Linked DNA regions of Homo sapiens: all the other regions are linked to region 1. A link is a contact called in ENCODE Hi-C data. All regions are on one chromosome and are shown on one strand. The core of a region is the stretch at or near the end of the contact, and the rest is flanking DNA. Distances in the headings are between cores, read along the strand shown.

What was found. A loop is a pair of places that touch in the nucleus more often than their neighbours do. Pooled maps may share reads with other maps.
Region 2: a loop to region 1 is called in a pooled map, with 10 times the contacts of the local background. The contact joins the promoter of SNW1 here to the promoter of SLC39A9 in region 1. A Hi-C loop is called at or near these places in 6 of 50 pooled maps.
Region 3: a loop to region 1 is called in a pooled map, with 36 times the contacts of the local background. The contact joins the promoter of GSTZ1 here to the promoter of SLC39A9 in region 1. A Hi-C loop is called at or near these places in 7 of 50 pooled maps.
Region 4: a pooled map shows a loop between it and region 1 (16-fold over the local background). The contact joins the promoter of GPATCH2L here to the promoter of SLC39A9 in region 1. A Hi-C loop is called at or near these places in 6 of 50 pooled maps.
Region 5: a pooled map shows a loop between it and region 1 (27-fold over the local background). The contact joins the promoter of TMED10 here to the promoter of SLC39A9 in region 1. A Hi-C loop is called at or near these places in 5 of 50 pooled maps.
Region 6: a loop to region 1 is called in a pooled map, with 7 times the contacts of the local background. The contact joins the promoter of SLIRP here to the promoter of SLC39A9 in region 1. A Hi-C loop is called at or near these places in 5 of 50 pooled maps.

The regions. Positions count from the first base shown.
Region 1 is chr14:69,396,945-69,400,292 of GRCh38, reverse strand. It overlaps SLC39A9 (solute carrier family 39 member 9), which reads right to left and starts at 1,601. Exons shown (of 7, transcript NM_018375.5): 1 at 828-1,601. The coding sequence starts at 923. ERH (ERH mRNA splicing and mitosis factor) reads left to right here and starts at 1,994. Exons shown (of 4, transcript NM_004450.3): 1 at 1,994-2,062. The coding sequence starts at 2,060. RefSeq lists enhancers at 1,309-1,648, 577-1,776, 1,978-2,485, 2,486-2,994 and a silencer at 1,745-1,985.
Region 2 is chr14:77,759,182-77,762,811 of GRCh38, reverse strand. It overlaps SNW1 (SNW domain containing 1), which reads left to right and starts at 1,656. Exons shown (of 14, transcript NM_012245.3): 1 at 1,656-1,698. The coding sequence starts at 1,685. SLIRP-OT1 (SLIRP overlapping transcript 1) reads right to left here and starts at 2,044. Exons shown (of 2, transcript NR_161324.1): 1 at 1,696-2,044. RefSeq lists enhancers at 143-917, 1,465-1,784, 1,692-2,466.
Region 3 is chr14:77,318,990-77,322,285 of GRCh38, reverse strand. It overlaps GSTZ1 (glutathione S-transferase zeta 1), which reads right to left and starts at 1,250. Exons shown (of 9, transcript NM_145870.3): 1 at 1,103-1,250. The coding sequence starts at 1,117. It overlaps POMT2 (protein O-mannosyltransferase 2), which reads left to right and starts at 1,403. Exons shown (of 21, transcript NM_013382.7): 1 at 1,403-1,852. The coding sequence starts at 1,605. RefSeq lists enhancers at 587-636, 168-1,029, 907-1,176 and silencers at 1,257-1,636, 1,867-1,916.
Region 4 is chr14:76,150,429-76,154,109 of GRCh38, reverse strand. GPATCH2L (G-patch domain containing 2 like) reads right to left here and starts at 2,188. Exons shown (of 10, transcript NM_017926.4): 1 at 2,119-2,188.
Region 5 is chr14:75,174,761-75,178,135 of GRCh38, reverse strand. TMED10 (transmembrane p24 trafficking protein 10) reads left to right here and starts at 1,524. Exons shown (of 5, transcript NM_006827.6): 1 at 1,524-1,781. The coding sequence starts at 1,557. RefSeq lists enhancers at 1,374-1,613, 1,128-1,700.
Region 6 is chr14:77,706,132-77,709,495 of GRCh38, reverse strand. SLIRP (SRA stem-loop interacting RNA binding protein) reads right to left here and starts at 1,393. Exons shown (of 4, transcript NM_031210.6): 1 at 1,288-1,393. The coding sequence starts at 1,384. ALKBH1 (alkB homolog 1, histone H2A dioxygenase) reads left to right here and starts at 1,473. Exons shown (of 6, transcript NM_006020.3): 1 at 1,473-1,674. The coding sequence starts at 1,492. RefSeq lists an enhancer at 1,510-1,839.

The sequences.
Region 1 (3,348 bases), core at 352-2,851:
ATAGATTTGAAACAACTTCAGAATATCAATTCCAAGGCTCCCCTTCTTTAAAAGGAAATGTGAGTTAAGAACAATCTTAGTTTTTTCTTACATTCATTCTAGTACAGACATCCAAAAAACAAAACAGCTTTCCTCAGAAAGGTGTGTTTGACTTTCTCAAAAGGAAGTTATCATATTGATTTCAGTTCATGTAGAAAAATAACATTCTCCATTTCTTTTTTTTTCTTTTTTGGAGACAGGATCTCACTCTGCTGTCCAGGCTGGAGTGCAGTGGCCCAAACACGGCTCACTGCAGCCTCAACCACTTGGGGTCAAGCGATCCTCCTGCCTCAGCCTCATTTGTAGGGACAAAGTCCCGCCACGTTGCCCAGGCTGGTCTAGAACTCCTGGGCCCAAGCGATCCTTCCACCTCAGCCTCCCAAAGTGCTGAGATTACAGGCGTGAGCCACCGCGCCCAGCCCTCCATTTATTTTCTTGATAACAATCTGGAATCTTGATTCCATGAAACCTCTGAGAATCAAAAGAAATGTTATGGTGCCTCTCTCCAGGTAAATGCACAGAACCTCAAATTTTTGTAAGCAATTCTAGGGGATTCAGAATACTCCAGGATCTTCCGTGGAATATCTATCCACCCCAGGTTAAGAATTCCACTAATGAATATGAGGTTTCTTTCTATTATTAAGTGTCATGTATCTTTTAAAAAAGATAGTCTTTCTTAATGAGACCTTCAGCTTTGAGATTTAACTAGGGAAGCAGCTTCCCTTTGCAACTAAAACTACTATCTCACAGCCATCCTGACAGCTGACAGAAAATTGAGAATTTCTTACCTCTGAGAAATTAACAGCCAAGGGAATGATTCCGGCCACGTAACATCCCACCAACATAGCCAGAGACAGCAGGCTAATGGAGATGAAATCATCCATTCTGCCCTCCTTTATTCACCCACAACCACTAGACAACAAATTTCCAGTGGCTTTAAATGGTGCTTAGGTTCTTTAAACAGGTGTGGTGGTTCCAAGAGAGTGGGCTTTCCAGTTCTTTAGGCCTTCCCACCAGCAGATGTGTTCACGAGGCACCTTCCTCTTGAACGTACCCGGCAACAGACCCTTTTTGCTGATATTAGCACCAGAGAAAGCTTACAGCAATCTAAGGTCCCAGGCTCTGGGTTCTCAGATGCCAGTCATTAGATTCTCGTGGGTTAACAGAGATGGGAAAAGTCAATGGGGAAAATGTGCGAATGATCGATTTCTTCGATTGTCGGATTGAGGGTGGCACAATGTCTTAGGCGGCGGCGGGTAAGTGACTCAAGCGAACCTGTTCGTTCCCTAGGCGCCCCTGTCTCCAAGAGGCGGCCCCGAAGGTGATCCGCCCCCCAGAGCAGGAAACCAGCCCACCAGTCCCAGCAAACTCTCCTCCGAGCCTGGGATGAGGAAAGGAGTCCTGCAGGTCTCTAACGATGGGTCCTAGGGGTTCAGCAGCAAAGTTGACACAAAGCTGTCTCTGCCCTATACCCGGTGCTGCCCATGGTACTGCACTCGACCGGGCCTTGACCCGGAGTCGCCGATACTACAGCTGCCATGGCCGCCAAGTGGCATCTCTTCATTCCATCCACTTCCGGATTGTCTAACCACCCCCTCCTTTACAAAGGCACTTCCGGGTTACAACCGACCTCCGGCCCAGGATACTTACGTTGCCGCCATTTTTGAGTAGGGCTAATGAAAGATGTCTGATGTCACTGTCTATACCGGTGATCACTTGAGCCGTATGTTTAATAACGAAAGTACGGAAGACAGCGTCTTGAAAAAAAATAATTCTTCCTAAAGCTTGGAAACTTTCCCTTACCTTTTTGCCTTTATCGAAGATGGCTGAAACAGAGTCAGTAGCTGCTCTAGCTGCCGGAAGTGACTGTGCCTCTATGATCCAAAAGGCTCTTTTGCGTTGCACTTTCGACGACTTCCGGCGGCTCCTCTCGCGAGGATTGGCTGTTAGCGGCGTTGTAGTTAAGCTCGTGTAACGGCGGCGGTGTCGGCAGCTGCTGTAGCGAAGAGAGTTTGGCGCGATGGTGAGAAAGGCCTCCGCGGCTACCCGAGTCCGAGTCCCCGGCCTCCAGAGCGACCCCAGCCCCATACGTTTTCCCCTCCCCACGAGCCCCATGCAGCGCCGCGTGATGCTCCCCGCCACTCTAGTCGGTGGATTGACCCTTCTTCCCGCCGCAGGGACGCCAGGCCTGACTCTAGGCCTCGGAGCCCCGGTCCGCCCTGCGGTTGCGCGCCCGCCTGCTCGCTCGGGTCCGGCGTGCCTTGGGCCTGAGGATGAACTCTCTCCCGATTGTTACTCGGTAGAGGGAGACGTGGGGGAGGTGTTTTGTTTTTTGAGATAGAGAGTCTCACTCTATCGCCCAGGCTGGAGTGCAGTGGCGGGATCTCAGACCCCTGCAACCTCTGCCTCCTGGGTTGAAGCAATTCTCCTGTCTCAGCCTCCCTAGTAGCTGGGATTACAGGCGCCCGCCACCTCGCTCGGCTAATTTTTTTATTTTAGCAGAGACGGCGTTTCACCATGTTGGCCAGGCTGGTCTCGAACTCCTGACCTCAAGCAATCCACCCGCCTCGGCATCCCAAAGTGCTGGGATTACAGGCGTGAGCCACCGGGCCCTGCCGGATATGGTATTTTTCCCTCCAAATGCTCTAGCCTGCTGTAGGAACAATGGGCCAGGGTTGTCTAACTATTCTCGAAGCTGACAGATCCAGCTATACCCAGCATGTGGGCCAGGAGAGGACGTATTTGCTTTGCAGTGTTTTTTCAGCTTTCGTTTTCCTGTGCTCTGCCTTTTTTTTTTTTTTCCTGTTTTTGAGACCTCTAGGTATTGCGTGTGGCGCGTCCCTCAGCCCTCGATCCTGTACTTATCTGTATTTATATCCTCTTGGGGCTGGAGGCTGAAAAGTAGGCTCAGCTCAGAGACCAGCTCTATTAGAACCCAACCGGGATGATCAGTAAGCTCCAATTCGAAGAAAGTGACCAAAACTGGCTTGAGAGGTGGTATAATCTGTAAAGAATTTGAGCAGGAAAGCATTGCCATTTAAAAATGATAACCACTTGACCACAGTTTTTAAAATGTATCATGTTATGTTCTTAGTGATTTTTAATCCTTGTCTTTGGGCAGTAAGTACTGAAAATAGTAAACTTTGCCCGGTGTTCATTTTAAGACTAGATATAAAAAGCAACATGCTGTATAGCTTTTTCCATTCTTACCCTTTCAAATTAGTCCTTTAATTTGCATTAGAATTGGAATACAATTATTATAGTAGCAGTTGAGATAGCTAGTGTATAGGGCAACCTCTGTTGCAAGAA
Region 2 (3,630 bases), core at 407-2,906, 8.4 Mb before region 1:
CTGGGATTAAAGGCACAAGCCACCACACCCAGCCAAAGCTACATCTTAAACTCTAATCTTCGGGCTCCCAGGCCATGCAGGTTATATTACACAATGTGATTAACAATCCTGTATTTACCAAAAGATTTTTTCTTTTTGTTTTTTTGGTTTACATGCTGTGGCAGGCAGAATTCTAGGATATCCCCCAAGATCTCCTCCTCACCCAACCCCCACAGTACCTGACCTACATAACCCCTGGGGCCATGACTATGAAGATTCTGATTCTGTTATGCGGTGTGGCAGAGTTGATTTTTTTTTTTTTTTTGAGACAGAATTTTACTTTGTCACCCACGCTGGAGTGCAATGGTGCAATCTCGGCTCACTGCAACCTCCACCTCCTGGGTTCAAGCGATTCTTGTACCTCAGCCTCCCAAGTAGCTGAGAAAACAAGAGCACATCACCACACCCAGCTATTCTTTTATATTATTTATTTATTTATTTATTTATTTATTTTTATTTTTTGAGACGCAGTCTCACTCTGTCGCCAGGCTGGAGTGCAGTGGCGTGATCTTGGCTCACTGCAACCTCCGTCTCCTGATTCACACGATTCTCCTGCCTCAGCCTCCCCAGTAGCTAGGACTACAGGAGCGCGCCACAACGCCCAGCTAATTTTTGTATTTTTAGTAGAGACAGGGTTTCACCATGTTGCCCAGGCTTTGTCGAACTCCTGAGCTCAGGCAATCCGCCCGCCCCGACCTCCCAAAGTGCTAGGATTACAAGTGTGAGCTACTGCGCCCGGCCAAGAGTTGATCTTAAAATAGGGAGATTATCCAGGTGCTCCTGATCTAATCACATGAGCCCTTTAAAAGCAGGGCATTTTTCTCCAACAGTGGCAGAAGAGGAGTCAGAAAGATGTGCCTCAGAAAGCAAATATCCATGTTGTGAACTACCAATAAATAGGGCTCATGTGGGAAGGACTCGAGAGTGACCCCTAGGAGCTGAGGGTGGCCACCACTAACAGCACAAAACAAAACAGGGAACTCGATCCCACAACCGCCAGGAACTGATTTTTGCCAACAAGAATGAGTTAGGAGATGGATTTTTCTCCAGAGCCTCCTATGAGATTTCAGCCTTGTCATACCCTGGGCAGAGAACCCAGACACTCGGTAAATTACCAAGGATTACGAAATATCTCCCCAAGAGAGTGTTTTGGCGGGTGAGAGGATATGGTTTAAAGAAAAGTTTTGAGTGTGAATGTTTTCAGAGAGTCCAAGGACTCTCCATTAGCTAGTCTCATTATTACCTGTCGTTTTAAACGCCCTATCACTCTTACTTAAAGTAGCTGTCCCCGGGAAGCTTTTGTATTTTGTACCCCTTCTCGGGGAACGGGACTGAGTAAGGAACGTAATAAAGCGGCCTAAAAGGCATCTCCCTGTATCTTTGATATTTTGCCTAGGGAACGCCCTATCATGTCGCATATAAGCGATCGAGTTATGCATTTGTTGCTAGCTGAAGAGATTATTCCTTGATAACCGCTTGGTCTGGTCAGAATACAAACGGTACTCCTGTTCAAAGAACTACAAATCCCAGAAGGCCTTTTCGGCCAGAGCGCCTGCGCATCGCGCACTCCTTCCTTTCCGCTCCTCATCATCTGGAAAGACCCGCCCAGCGGTGCTGTCGCTCGCGCTGGAAGAAGCGGAAGAAGATGGCGCTCACCAGGTGGGTTGTTGATTGGGGTCCTCGATACGGAAGGGTCTGGGAGTACCAGTCTTCTTCATTTCTCTTCCCATACCCTCCGGGCGGTGACCTGACCCGGGGCACAGAATGACGTGGGCCAAGACTACGGCTACGCCCTCCCGCTGGCCGCCGCTACGACTAGGCCTAGTCGAAGCTGGGGTCTTTCAGCGGTTTCCCGGGTTTAGTTCACCCGCTCACCGAGGCCGAAAGCTGCGGAGTGGTCTCAGACACTGAAGAGTGGGTTTTTCGCGTGAGCATCTTGCGGGGAGCGGACAGCGCTCCCTCAGGTCCGCGGCTCGGGCGAACGAGATGGGGTTGGTGACGGTAGTGGCTTATTTGGGCGGAGTGAAGCGCGCGGGCTGCGACTGCGCGGCTTTCCGGCCGTTTGCCTGTGGTGGTCTCTCTCCTTTCGCTGTCCACTGGGTGTCCCGAAACAAGGATTCCTGAAAAAAGAGGCCCGGAGCTGAACACAGATTTAAATGAGCCACAGTAGTGACCGCCGTCTGCTGATATGCGCCACTGCTCCGCATTTTAACTTTGGAGCTTAGAATTTCTTCCGTAGATAGAACCACCTCAGTTTTGCTGTTTCCGGTTACCTTAGTAACCGTCTGTAAAGTGCTCTCCGCCTTTAAGAAAAAGATGCTTTTCAGTGGGAGAGTCCGAGAAGTTACGCTACTCCTACTAGTTCCCAGCCTTGCTGCCCCATTTTAAGTGGAAAAACTTTCCATGCGAACTCAACAGGAAAAGGCTAGTGTTCAGGAAGGTTATAGATAAAGTAATCCTTTCAGGACATCAGCTTGAGCTCTTTTAACACCCTTCATTCTCCTCACGCATGTTTTTTTTTCTGGCTGATGACAGTATGACTCCAAAAGTTTTAATCAAAAAATTATTTTGGGAATTACTGTTGGTGCCTTGCTCTGTCCTGGGGGTTGTGTACACAGAAGAAAATCTGTCTTTGGCAACAGGGAAGATAGGGGTGCAAGGTATACAGACATAAAACAATTACAGAACACAAAATGTGCATTTGTGTAATACTAACCTTAGTGCAAAAAGAATTGAATGGAATAAGTTATGTGGGCTGGAGAGTTTTCTCCCCACCCTCGTTTCTAAAATTTTTTTGCTTTTTTTTTTAACTTTATTTTTTGAGATGCGGTCTCGCTGTGTTGGCCAGGTTGGTCTTGAATTCTTGGCCTCAAGCAGTCCTCCTGTCTCGGCCTCCGAAAGTGCTAGGATTACAGGCATGAGCCACCATGCCCGGCATCTGAAATTTTTTTAAAAAAAAACTAGAAATAGGGTGTTACTGCGTTGGCCAGAGTGGTCTCCAACTCTTGGCCTCCATCAATCTTCTCACCTAGGCCTCCCAAAGTGCTGGGATTGCAGGCATGAGCTACCATGCCCAGCCAAGAGTTTGTTTAGTAAATGTTACAGGCAGCAAACATTTGAGTGCTCCCCAGGTGTGAGACACTGTGTCATAGACTAGTAAAGTTATGAGGGGAGACTTTGTGGAAAAGGTGGAATTTGAAATGGACACACAGGAAAAATTTCTAGAGATGTCATGGGTATTTTTTATTTATTTTATTTTTTGATATAGGGTCTCACTCTTGCCCAGGCTGGAGTGCAGTGGCCCAATCACAGCCCACTGCAGCCTCAACCTCCCAAGGCTCAGGTGATCCTCCTGCCTCAGCGCCCTAGAGTAGCTGGGACTCTAGACGCTTGCCATGATGCCCAGTTAATTTTTGTTTTTTTTAGTAGAGATGGGGTTTTGCCATGTTGCCCAGCCTGGTCTTGAACTGGGCTTAACTGATCTGATCTACCCATCTCAGCCTCCCACAGTGCTGGCATTACTGGCGTGAGCCACCACATCATCTGGCCTGTCATGGGTATTGCGTGCTTAAAATTGCAGTGGCAGAATGC
Region 3 (3,296 bases), core at 1-2,500, 7.9 Mb before region 1:
CCATCTCATCAGCACTCCTAGAAGACCTGTGTTTCCAATTCAAATATGCATTCTGATTACTTTAGCAGATTTTATTTTTAAACCATGTCTTACACATGATTTGAGAAAAAGACTCCTAAAATCCCATTTGGAAGAGGGAGGACTATACATTATTAACGTGACGCAAAGTCCCATCTAACGTGCCACCTTCCTTAGTGCCACAAAAGTGGTTCTCAAACTTCATGGCACGTTAAGAACCATCTAGACCGCTTATAAAAACATGCAGATTCTCGAGCCCGTTCCACCAGAGATGAACAGAGTGGCTCTGGAGCAGGCCCCGGGAAGAACATGTGAAAGCCGTGAAGCTCCCCAGGTGATTGTCATGACTGCCTCTCCTCGCTCGGGGCCTTTTTTTTTTTTTTTTGAGCCGGAGTCCCGCTCTTTCGCCCAGGCTGGAGTGCAGTGGCGCGATCTCGGCTCACTGCAAGCTCCGCCTCCTGGGTTCACGCTATTCTCCTGCCTCAGCCTCCCGAGTAGCTGGGACTACAGGCGCCCGCTACCACGCCTGGCTAATTTTTTTGTATTTTAATAGAGACAGGGTTTCATCGTGTTAGCCAGGATGGTCTCTATCTCCTGACCTTGTGATCCGCCCGCCTCGGCCTCCCAAAGTGCTGGGATTACAGGCGTGAGCCACCGCGCCCGGCCCGGGGACTCTTAAAATACAAACATTACTGGAAGGTCACCTCCTGCTAGGGCCAAGAGAAGAGCATGAAGGGCTGCGAGAAATTGGGAGGCTTGGGGCGACGTTTGGAAGCCTTAGTGGAGGGAGGGGTCTGTTATGGGGAGCAGGGAGGGCGGAGCAGAAGTGAAGCGCGACCGGACAGCGACTCCACCCTGCTACGCACTCCCTACCAGGACCGCCTCCTCTGGCCCAACCCTCCCGGAACTTCGAGCCCCAGCGGGCAGCGCGCAGCACGCAGGCGCAGAGCGTGCCCGGCGCAAAGCACTGCATGCCGGGAGTCGTTGTCGGCCTGGGCGGGCGGTGCAGCTCACTTCTGACCCCGCCCCCCAGGGTCTCCAGGTGTCTAACCAGCTTCCCTCCACCCGGGTGCGCGTCACAGACCTTCCCCGCCTGCATCTGGCACTTCGCGCGACCCCCTCCTCCAGGCCGAGAAACTTCGCGCCTGGGACCTGCCGACGACTAAGGCTCAGTGAGACTCGACGAATCAGGCCCGTGTCTTTCGTCCGGGTAAAGCGAGGGGCTGGACTAGAAAGATCCTTCCGGTCGCCTCTGGCTCGCCCAGCTCTCCCGCCACGCCCCGTACCTGGGGGCTGCTGGGAGTTGCAGTTCCCTGAGCCCGACCCCTCCTGCCCAGTCCCCCCCGCCCCGGGCCGGCCGGCCCTCCCGGTCCCGACATGCTCTGCGCCTCCTGCCGCCTCCTAGCGGCCCGGGCCGCGACCACGCTGCCCGCCCCGCCCCGAGCCCGGGGCCCCGCGCTCCGCTGCAGTGAAGGGCGTTGCATTTCCCGGGGTACCCCGAGCTGCCCTCTTGTGACTCCTTGGCGGGGCGGCTGGTCAGACAAAGTGTGCCTCCGGGCCGGAGGGCGACCCAGAGGAGGGGGAAGATGCCGCCGGCCACGGGCGGAGGCCTGGCAGAGTCCGAGCTGCGTCCCCGGAGGGGCCGCTGTGGCCCCCAGGCTGCTAGGGCCGCAGGCCGGGACGTGGCCGCTGAGGCTGTGGCGCGAAGCCCCAAACGGCCTGCTTGGGGCTCACGGCGCTTCGAGGCGGTCGGCTGGTGGGCCCTGCTGGCCTTGGTGACGCTGCTGTCCTTCGCCACCCGCTTCCACCGCTTGGACGAGCCGCCGCACATCTGGTGAGTGATGGGAGGGACTCGGCGGGCACCATGGCAACCGCGACGGGACGCCGCCCTCTGATTGGCCCGAGGGTACGGAGGGGGCGGGATCTATAGGAGGAGGGCCACGGTGGAGGGGAACTTGAGGTATCGGGTGGGTTGGCCTCTGGCGAGGTGCATTCTCTGGGAGGGGGATCGTTTTGCTCTGGTGGTGGGGCAGTGGGATTCTTAGTATCTGAGGAAGCAGCCCTCATGTCTTCCAGGTTATGCTACAGTGCATCACCTGGCTTGCAAATTGTGGCTTTTAAAGGTGCTTTCAACTTTCCAAAGAGAATTGCAAATTTTTGGGTACAGAATTTTCTAAGGCCTGAGTTCCTATGTCTGCAGGATTTTCAGGCATCAACAGAGGAGAAAATACCTAACTGTGTACCTTTATCCTATAGGGCAAGGACAGTTTGGGTGTTCAGGTATGGTGACCAAAGGATTTTATGAGGCAGAACTCTTCTTGTGAGAAGAGATTTATTTTCTTAAAGGTTTTAGCTTGTACTATCCAGATACTGGGTGTCAGAAATGGAATTCTTTAAGCAAAAAGCAGGCAAGAAAACAGACTGTCAGGGTTGCTTTATTTAGAAATTAATAAATTAGCTTGTTATTGTGTCGTGACTGCTGGCAGAAGATGAGACTCCTGGGTTAGAGACAAAGGACTTTATTACAGGAAATAGGATGCATGTTAGAAGCAGTTTCCCTTGCCATCCAAGTCCCACAGGGTGACGCTATGGGTTTAAATGGATGACTGCACAGGCAGTGGGTTGCATCCAAGTGAAGGAACGACAAGCTTGGAAAATCTGCTGTTTTATAGAAGGCAGTACGCAGACCTCCTCTTTGTCCTGGAGGGAGACACTGCCTCTTCTCTCAAAGTTGCTTGCTGCAAACACAACCATGAGAAATGGCCCAGGTGAGATGCAGTCAGGGCCTTGCATTCTTGGTATACCCAGAATGATGTGTAGAGGCACGAGCAATCTGACAGCCTCTCTCACTCCTCGATTCTATGGTCTTGGCTTCTAGCAGATTTTCACATGAATATACAACTCCCCTGGCTACTCACATCTTTTCAGTTTGTCCCTTACAGCATTTAATTAAGGTTGTTGTCAATGGGACTCTAAGCAGCAGAATAAGGCCAGCTTACAGTATTTACCTCAACCATGCCCTCCAGGGTCCTGGATTCAGCCACTTGTGAATAAGTCCTGGGGGCACCGAGGAATCTTATTTCAGACATCTGGGCTGCAGTCTAAGACCAGTCTATTAACCACTGTGACCTGTGCACAGGGGTTCAGATTGATCTCTGATCTTTGGTGTCATTACCAGTAATTACAATAGCCCACTACCCTTGTAAAAATTTTTTTAAGAAAGTAATTACCAGGCTGGGCGCAGTGGCTCACACCTGTAATCCCGGCAGTTTGGGAGG
Region 4 (3,681 bases), core at 939-3,438, 6.8 Mb before region 1:
TTAAGCACAAAAACCTACTAACCAGAAGACAACTGGGACAGGACCCAAAACAAATTCGGGGGACTAGATCCTTCTCTCTTTTCCCCAATTAAACTTGTCATTGAATTACCTAATGATGAGATCCAGAAAGATTAGAGACTGTCTCACTAGACAGGAACAGAAAAACATACAACTTCAAAATCACACTAGAGTTGTGGAAACACAGAGTAGCACATGGTCTCATCGAGGTATTGAGAATGAATGAAAAACTGTTCTTTGGCCTGGGGTCACTGCTGACAATGACCATGGCAGAAAGAAACAGAAAGACAACTTAGTGACACCATTTAAGGAAGAATGCAGTTTTCGTGATCCAAGAAATTGTAGTGACCCAGGTTTGAAGTCAGAATGGAGAAGAGACTAAGTTTGCGCCCATTCTGGTACCAACTACCACCTGGAAGCTACCAGGTATAGAACCTTATACAGTATGTCATATATTTTTGAATAATTAACAATTTTTAAGCCCCTCTCCTACCCTCCAGAAAATAAATGTTGGTCCTAGTTATGTGCTTCAGTGCCACACAATCACAGAAAACTAGGATACAATAGCAGCTGAAATGACAGGGATAGGGTGAAGTTTCTAAGATTTCTGGCCAAACTGCTTTCCAAAATTTCTTATTTTTCTGTTCATCCTCAAACCAAACATCACACTTCAGGGGTCACTTCAGAGACAAACATTTCAAGAAATGACAGTAGTAGGAGCAATCTTCAAAATTCCCCCTTAAGGGGAAATATTTAATTTGTACAGCATCTAATTAAATACATATTAAATTTTTAGCACTTTTCTCTTGCCTCTATGCCCAAAGTATTTCAAGATCAGCTTAAAATTCTAAGTGGTGCCACTCTCTGACCATATTCCCATTCATTCAGTTTTCACTTTGCAAAGGGCTTTCTAAAACCTATTTTCATGCTGTGCCTATGCCAATGAACTTAAAGACAGGAAAACAGTCCTCTGGCTTATCTGCCACACCTGTAGGAGCAATAGTGACACCTACTTCCAAAACTACCATACAAACGAAGCTTCTCAAAGTGTCCAAAAGCACATACATTTAAACAAGACCAAGTTCTTTTAAGCATTAAGAAGTGGTTTATCAACACCTGTGAAAAGAAGGGGAAAAAATGGGAAAAAAAAAAGTGGATTAAAATGCCATGATTGAGGTTTGGGAGACAACTGTCCCTAAGACCAAAATAAAGAAACAAGTGGGAACAGCATGTCAAAATCTACTTCCCTAATAAAGAATTACTGCTTTAAAAACTCAGGCAACAAAAATACAAAAAACAAAAACAAAAGAACAAATAAAAACCTCAGGCAGAACAGCACAAACTTGAACATGGAACGAAGTCATCAAACAACTTGCAGTCGAATGCCTGTGCAGAATCCTTTCCTGCCTCAAAGCCTGTAATTCCAACAGTAGTGACAAAAGAACCCTAGAACTCCCCATCTCCAGTCGCGGATGCACACTCTCGAGAGGACCCGGCGGCCAGGCACGCACCCGGGCAGAGATGAGGCTGAGTCACGCACAGGAAGGAACGGGTAGCTGGTGGACAGCAAGTAAGAAGAGAGACAGGAGCAGGGTGGAAGTGAGGGGCGGAGTAGGAGGTGGGAGAGGCAGGAGGCAACTGCTCATTTGGGCTCACGAGGGGCGGGGATCGGCTCTTCTAGGGCAGAAACTGCCAAAATGCAAGTCTTGGCGACTGAGCTCCCTCCGGGATCGGGGGTCGCAACATGGCCACATATATGACAAAAACTGTGTTTCGAAGGACTCTCCACCACGCCCCGGCCCGTCCCTGAGGGCTGGGGCGACCATGGCTCGGGACACCAAGCCCTCAGGCTGCAGCCCGCCCCAGAGAGGCAGAAAGAAGAAAGGGGAAGAGGGGGCTGTGGCCCCGGAGACGGCCCGACCCACATCCCCAGGGATGGGGACAAGGGCCCTGAAAAGCAAGGCCCCACCACCCTCACCCTCCGGCCGTCTGCCGCAGCCCCAAGACGCCCTTAGCCGCTCAGCCGCGGCTTGGCGCTCCGATCCCCTCTGGTACTAGCCCCCAGGACCCCAACACTCTCAACCCATTCCTCCCCCTCACCAGCTGCCGCAGCCACCTCCAACGGCCGCCGCTTTTTGGGCCGACTCTCACCGCCGGGGCTTCCCTCTCTGACCTCATTTCCGGTCTGGGCCGGAGGGGTGGGGCGGTGGCGAGTGGGAGGGGCTGGCTGCACGATTGGGCCCCTGACCCAGTGCTTCCGCCCGTGGCCACACCCACTTCCGCCCCGCGGTGGGCGGAGCCACAGGAAGCCAGGAGATGGGGCAGGGGACAAGGAGGGGTGTTGAATAGGGTCTGGCCGGGAAAGGGCGTCTCAGGGGTTGAGGTGCCCCACGTGGGGAAAGACCCCTGCATGCTGGCCTCATCTTCCTTAGGGGCTTCCAGAAATTGGGCGCTAGGCAGGGATGTCAGCTTATCTCTTGCTTTCTGACCTTTTTAATGGGTCTGTGAAGTTGAGGGGAAATGGATCTTAATGACGTCTACCCTGTGAGCTGGTACAACCTTTGGAAGAGGTTGTTTTGCACTGAGTTACTCAGAACATTTCAAATTGCCTTGAGCAATAAAACAAGTGATATTGGATTATAACTCAAAGTACAAAAGAAATATTCATGAGCCCATGCCGATATAAGTGATTGAATAAATTAACGAATGAGGAAGAAGAGATAAATCCCCCACAGAAGAATCTCAAATAACTTATGTAGACAGCCATCCTGCAGCATAACTTCTGCCTCCTTAAATGTGGGCTGTGCATAGTGACTTCCTTCCCAAAAGTACAACATCTGTAAAGGGGAAAATGAGTGATTTTACAGGGGAGAAACCTGGCAAACAGTAATTCAGCCAGGTGATCAAGACTATGTGCTAAATCATGTTGATAGTATGTGGAATGATATATGATGAGAATGGCACTTTATGGTACTTTCCTTCCAAATCTCATAACCCAGTCTAATTATAAGAAAAAAAAATCAGACAAACCCGAATTGAGGGACATTCTGCAGAGTGCATGACCAGTATTCTTCAAAATTGTTAAGATCAGCAAAGGCAAGGGAAGTCTAAGAAACTCAGAGCCAAGAGGAGCCTAAGGAGGCATGACAATGTAATATGGTGTCCTGGGTGTGACGCTGCAATTGAAAAAAGAACATTAGGTAAAAACTAAGGAAATCTGGATAAAGTATCAACTTTAGTTAATCATAATGTATCGGGCCGGGTGAGGTGGCTCACGCCTGTAATCCCAGCACTTTGGGAGGCCGAGGCAGGCGGATCACCTGAGGTTGGGGGATTGAGACCATCCTGGCTAACAGGGTGAAAACCTGTCTCTGCTAAAAATACAAAAATTACATGGGCATGGTGGCACGTGCCTGTAATCCCAGCTACTCGGGAGGCTGAGGCAGGAGAATCACTTGCACCTGGGAGGCGGAGGTTGCAGTGAGCCAAGATCGCACCATTGCACTCCAGCCTGGTCTACAAGAGTGAAACTCCGTCTCAAAATAATAATAATAATAATAACGTATCAATATTGGTTGCAATTGTGAGATGTGTTATACTTCTGTAAGAGTGAATAGCCTGGTGTGGTGGCTCACACCTGTAATTCCAGCACTTTGGGAGGTT
Region 5 (3,375 bases), core at 275-2,774, 5.8 Mb before region 1:
TAAGGGCAGACAGTCCATCTTCTGGATATTTCTGAAGATGCTCAATAAACGTTAATCAAAGTAGGTAATGATTCCCAACATGGGCTATTGTGTCTTCCACGTTTATTTTCTACACTTGATGTTAGCCAAAAGGCCAAGGAGCAATTCCATTTTCTTTCTTTCCTTCTTTCTTTTCTGAGACAAGTCTCACTCCGTCGCCCAGGCTGGAGTGCAGTGGCGCCATCTCAGCTCACTGCAACCTCCATCTCCCGGGTTCAAGCAATTCTCTGCCTCAGCCTCCTGAGTGGCTGGGATTACAGGCGCCCGCCACCAAGCCCAGCTAATTTTTTTGTATTTTTAGTAGAGACGGGGTTTCACCATCTTGGCCAGGCTGGTCTTGAACTCCTGACCTCGTGATCCACCCGCCTCAGCCTCCCAAAGTGCTGGGATTACAGGTGTGAGCCACCGCGCCTGGCCGTTTATTTTAATATATTCTTCAGCTCTGAATATTTGCTAGTATCCCAGTAATAGTTTGTTAAATCAATAAACGTGTTGACATACATGCATAGCATAATGTCTGGCACACAGTAGGTACTCCATTGAATGAATGCATGAATTATTACCGTGTCAATTTGCTTGTCTATTTGCAAATGTTAATAGTTAATTTGATCCCTAAAGTGTTTGTGAACTTAAAACACACACATACGCACTTTCCCTGACAACGCTTATCTGCTAACCCCTTAATTATGTTCATCTGAGACTGGACCAAAACATGTTGTTTTATTCAATTTAAATACCAAATTCAAATTTATTTTGAATATAGCTTAGAACACATTCAATGTTTGCTAAAATAATAATAATAATAATAATAATAATAATAATAATAATACCATGTACATTCAGTTAGCCAGACAATTACTCCAGCCCAAATACCCTGCTATGGGACATGAACCGGATGTCTGCCCGGCACACATTCATCAGGTGACCCCTAAAACTTCTTCTCTAAGGTCCACACTGTCTAATAGCCAAGTTGAAATCTTTCCTCGAAATTTTCCTCTCTAGTGTCTCAGTGCCCCAGGTGTCATCAAGGTGTCAAAGGCGCTTGGGAGTGCCTGCAAACCGCCCCATCCCCGGAGACACAGCCTCATTCCCCGCCCTCGCGCCTAGGCGGCCGGTGGGCGGGCCCAGCGAAGGGCCTTGTGGCTGTTTCCTATTGGGGCTTGGTTGCTATGGTGTCACTCGCCTTTAAACTCGTGGGTACATCTTTCGGAAATTAAAGGAGAATTACTTCCAGGGCTGCCCATACTTGCCATGGCCGACTCAGTAGTCACTAACTTCAACAAAAATAAAACTGTTGCAATAGTATTCTATTAAAGCTTCTTTAACTGCTTAAACTTGCGGTTTTGACATGGTACCTATCCTTTCTTCCCTTTTCAAAAGATTCGCTATAGAGTCTTTCTCTACATGCCAGTCTCCAAAATGGCGCGGACGGCATCAGAAGGTCAGAGGTGAGTCACGTGGGTCCCCCCGGTTCCGGCGCGGTTGAGGCCTTCGGTGGTGAACGAGTCTCCAGCACCATGTCTGGTTTGTCTGGCCCACCAGCCCGGCGCGGCCCTTTTCCGTTAGCGTTGCTGCTTTTGTTCCTGCTCGGCCCCAGATTGGTCCTTGCCATCTCCTTCCATCTGCCCATTAACTCTCGCAAGTGCCTCCGTGAGGAGATTCACAAGGACCTGCTAGTGACTGGCGCGTACGAGATCTCCGACCAGTCTGGGGGCGCTGGCGGCCTGCGCAGCCACCTCAAGGTGCGGCATTGGGCGACGTGGGGCCGGGAGGGAAGACGGCAGGCTTAGGCGAGGGGAGGCTCGGGTTCGGGGGAGTCGGGCCGGCGGAGGCCTGGGAGTTGTTCTGGCCTCCCGGGAGCGCAAAGGACGTGCGGTGGAGCCCGCCCCCTCACCCCGCTGGTTGCCTGTCGCGGGGCGGGGCGGGTCACCAACGCCTGGGAACCCCAAGAAGGGCTGCGAGGCTTTGGCGGATGTGGTGACACCTGAGCTGGGGCGGTTGTCAACGTCCTATACCAGTTTTGGTCTCAGATACATTGAACCGTAATTTGGTTCTCCAAATAAATGTTGGGGTGTTGAATATTTATACGGATTGGCATCATAAGATACCGCGATACCTGCAGGAAAGTAAAGGAGACAGAGCTAACCGTGATTAATAAAATGTTATTTATTGAGCATCTGCTGTGTCAGTTACTGTGCTACTTTGCATATATTACCATTTGGTTCATGCACTACCCTATGAAGTAGGTAGGTACTGTTAGCCCCATTTTACAAATGAGGAAACTGAGACTCAGAGGTAGGATAAACTAGTAAGTGTCACAGATGGAATAGATTCTTTTTTTTTTTTCAAAATTATTATTATACTTTAAGTTCTAGGGTACATGCGCACAACTTTCAGGTTTGTTACATATGTATACATGTGCCGTGTTGGTGTGCTGCACCCATTAACTCGTCATTTACATTAGGTATGTCTCCTAATGCTATCCCTCCCACCTCCCCCCACCCCACGACAGGCCCCGGTGTGTGATGTTCCCCACCCTGTGTCCAAGTGTTCTCATTGTTCAATTCCCACCTATGAGTGAGAACATGCGGTGTTTGGTTTTCTGTCCTTGCGATGGAATAGATTCTTACTTAGTTTGGTAGTTAAGTATGTTGAGGGAAAAGCGCTGCAACCTTATTCCTTCCTTGTTTTAAATTTGTAATTTCTGTAGTTGATTAAAGTCGATTATTGGTTACAAAATGGTCTCAGTCTCTAGTCCTTTTTCTTTGGTATGCCAGAATCTGGACTTGGCTCTTTTATGTAAATACCAACTATGCTCTTGGATGGTGACAACTACTGCCATAATACCAGTTTGATTCTGTTTTGTAGCTAAGAGTAGCCTGGCCTGGTCTTTGAGACATTAATATAATTTGATATCTGTCAGTATTTGGTTGCATTTTAGGTAATTTTATTCATTCACAATAAGCAAAGTGTCTTTTTTTTTCTTTGTAACACAATGGGGCTTTTGTTATACTAAATAGAAACATTTTTACTTTTTTTTTTTTTTTTTTTTTTTTTGAGACGGAGTCTTGCTCTGTCGTCCAGGCTGGAGTGCTGTGGCGCGATCTCGGCTCACTGCAGCCTCTGCCTCCCGGTTTCAAGCAATTCTCCTGCCTCAGCCTTCCGAGTAGCTAGGACTACAGGCGCCAGCCACCACACCCAGCTAATTTTTGTATTTTAGTAGAGATGACGGTTCACCATGTTGGCCAGGATGGTCTTGATCTCTTGACCTCGTGATCTGCCCGCCTCGGCCTCCCAAAGTGCTGGGATTACAGCCGTAAGCCACCGCGCCTGGCC
Region 6 (3,364 bases), core at 144-2,643, 8.3 Mb before region 1:
CATCCGCAAGATGCTAATGAAACTCCTCAGCCTTTCCATAAAGTTTCACAGGGACTACGGGAGACTTTACTGGGCTTGGTCTTCACCAACCACATGTTTAAAACACGGGGCACAAACCAACCTATTTCCCATTCTACTACTCACATCTGAGCCACTAAAAACTTAGAAGAAACTAAATCTTGCTCCATTTTGTTTCCAGGGGTTGACCTGAAACATGAATATCTACAAAAAGAGTGACCACGAATGTTTACATGTTGGTAAGCAAATATAAAAACCTCATCTCAAAACTGCAGCTGACAAAAATTGAAGGTGGTGAAAGATTTCAGAACTAATTATTCCAACCTTTATCTGTAGACTAGGCCTCTCCCGTAAGTTTCAATTTTAGTTACCGTGAAAATAACTATCATTTGCTGAGTACTTACACTGTATCTAACACAAGTCTAAGAAGTTTGCATATAAACTCAATCCTCTCAACAATCCTATGAGTTGGGTATTATTGACTCCATTTTATCGATGAGTAAACTGAGGCCCAGTTGTGAGCCCTTTTCCCATACTAACTTCAGTTATTCAAGTGATAACAACGATTAAATGGCCAAGTTGGAATTCTAACCCCAACGGTCTAGCTTCGGAGTCCACTTCTCAGCCACAATGATATACAACCTTTGTCCAATTGCCTGACGGAAACCTCACAAGTTTCTCAAAGTCAACACATTCAAACTTTACTCATCTTCTCTTGGCCTGCTCCTAACTTCTAAACAAACAATTCACCAATGCTAAAAACCCAGAAATCATTTCTCCCTTTCCTTTATTCCGTACACTTCTCCCACTTAAGCCATCACGAAACGGCATCTAATTTGCTTTTAAAACATTAATGCATCTGACCACCATCCTTCTACCATCGCCCTAATTCAGGTCCTCACGTTTTAAGTAAATTAATGAAATTGCCTTTTAGCTCCTCTGCACGCCTACAATCTTGCCACCTTGAATCCATCCTCCACACTACAGTCAAAATTATCCCTTCTAAATTGTAAATCTTGGTTACCAAGTAATAAATCTTTACACCAAATCACTCCTAAAGGCAAGAGCCGGTGCATTCGTGACCCCAAAAGCTCAAGGGACATCCCTAAACGGTTAACTGCAAACAAAATTTCTTTCTGCTCACTTGCATGCTCAGGAGCAGTCTCCTAATTCAGCCACCACGCTGACTTAAGTACCCTGCAAAAAGCAGAAGCTTTGAGGATCACTTGGACCTAAAAATTCCACTACTCCCACATCTCCATCACTCACTCGACGCCGCAGTCCAAGGAATTCTTCTCACAAAAGCAACCGGCTGATTGATACTTCTACGCAGCGCCGCAGCACCTCTCGCTGCTGAGGCCGCCATCTTCAGACTAAAGCACCTTCTCGAGCCGAGGTCGCGGCCCCGGAAAAAATTTCCGGATCCGGAACACGAGAGAATCTGCTTCCGGATCAGAGGGTATAGGCCGCGAGATGGGGAAGATGGCAGCGGCCGTGGGCTCTGTGGCGACTCTGGCGACTGAGCCCGGGGAGGACGCCTTTCGGAAACTTTTCCGCTTCTACCGTCAGAGCCGGCCCGGGACCGCAGACCTGGAAGGGGTCATCGACTTCTCGGCGGCCCACGCAGCCCGTGGCAAGGGTCCTGGTGCCCAAAAGGTACAGAGAGAGGAGTGGCGCGCGTCTCTCCATCGCTTTGCCCCGCGTCTTGGAGGGACTTACGTGTCTTCTTCGCCTCTTTTCACCTCCAGACCGATTGTTATTGAACGATTCCTGACCTCCTTTGGCTGCAGAGTCGAACTCCCCACTAACCGTCACACTTAGCAATAAAGCGTTGAGATGCCTGTTTCTTTAGGCGGCCATTCCTGGCGGGGGCGCTCAGTCAAAAGAGCCTGGGAATCCGTGTTTATTTCTTACTGTAACTGTCTCCTCACATTTCTGTTTGGGTTTTTGTAAAACCCCATAGAACGTCTTTGTAGACGGTAGGGTAGACTTCTGCAGCTTAAAAAAAACCACTCCCGAGGAATCCCAGAACTGACAGGGATGCGGCGCTGTTTGTTAAGCCACTGTGCGTAAAACTAGTCCCTGTCTTCTCCTCTGGCTCTTTTAGAAGGAGGTCATTGAAGGATTCTGAGAATCCCTCCGTGTTGAAAATAAATGGCAAACAAGTATATATGGAATACAGGCACCGTTCTCTCTCTCAGCTTTTCCCCATGGAGATTAAGAAGGGGAACACAGTCCGGGAGCGGTGGCTCAAGCCTGTAATCCCGCACTTCGGAGGCCGAGGCGGGTGGATCGCTTGAACCCAGGGGTTCGAGACCAGCCTGGGGCATGGCAAGACCCCCGTTTCCGCCAAAAATACAAAAAATTAGCCAGTCTCATAACCTGTTCTCAAGTAAATAGATTTTTTAAAAATTATTTTTTTAAGGGAACATAACAGGCAAGAGGGAAAACGGGGAACCAAAACTGTAGTCCAATTTATATTTTCTTTCTTTACAATCCACTTTAACGTTGAGGATATGCAGTCCCTTAATTTGCTCTTGGTGTTGTCCACAGATGTCTAGATGAGGCATTCTTTCCAAGCTTCCTAACAGCTCTGATAAAATTGGGATGCTACAGTATTAAGTGTTAATGATTGCATACTTGAGCTCAGCTTTTCAGCACCTTCATTTGTTAGGGAAAAAAAGTGGTCTTAGAGTTGTCAAAATACAGAAAGTCCACACCCCAATAATAATATACTTTTTCTCTCCAGAGCGCTTCAGACTCTCATTCAGCTCCTTTTACCTACATTTTACCATAATATGTACATGCTTTTTAGAATGTCAGCCATCAGGGAATGAGCCATTATGTGTCTAGTACAGGACCTAAAACAGTACTAAGTACAGTATGTGTTGAGTACATGAAAGCTTGGGTGTTTAGTTCCTCAGCTCAAAGCAGATTAAAGTAGTAATTAAGAGAAGTTACTATTACAAGCCAGCTGATGAGACTGGTGGGGAAAGTGGTGGTTAACAGTCTGGCAAGGGAGGAAAGAGAAAACCTTTTATAAAAGCTCAGTGGTGTCGTTCAGTTTAGCATATGATAGAATAGGTCCACTAACATCACCTCTGAGAGTGTGTTGAATTATAGTGCAGTATTAAGTATGGCCTATTAAAGAAATCATGACAAAATGCTTAAAAGTGTTTTACCAGTGCCTAGGTACCTGGAAAACTCAGCTGATAGTACTGTCAGAGGGTTTCATATAGCCCTTTTATTATAGAGACTGGTTATACATCAGCAAACTTTTGGTATTTTGTCCAGGAATCTCCACACTTGGAGAAGTTGATAAGATAAAAGATCATTCTCTTTCAAA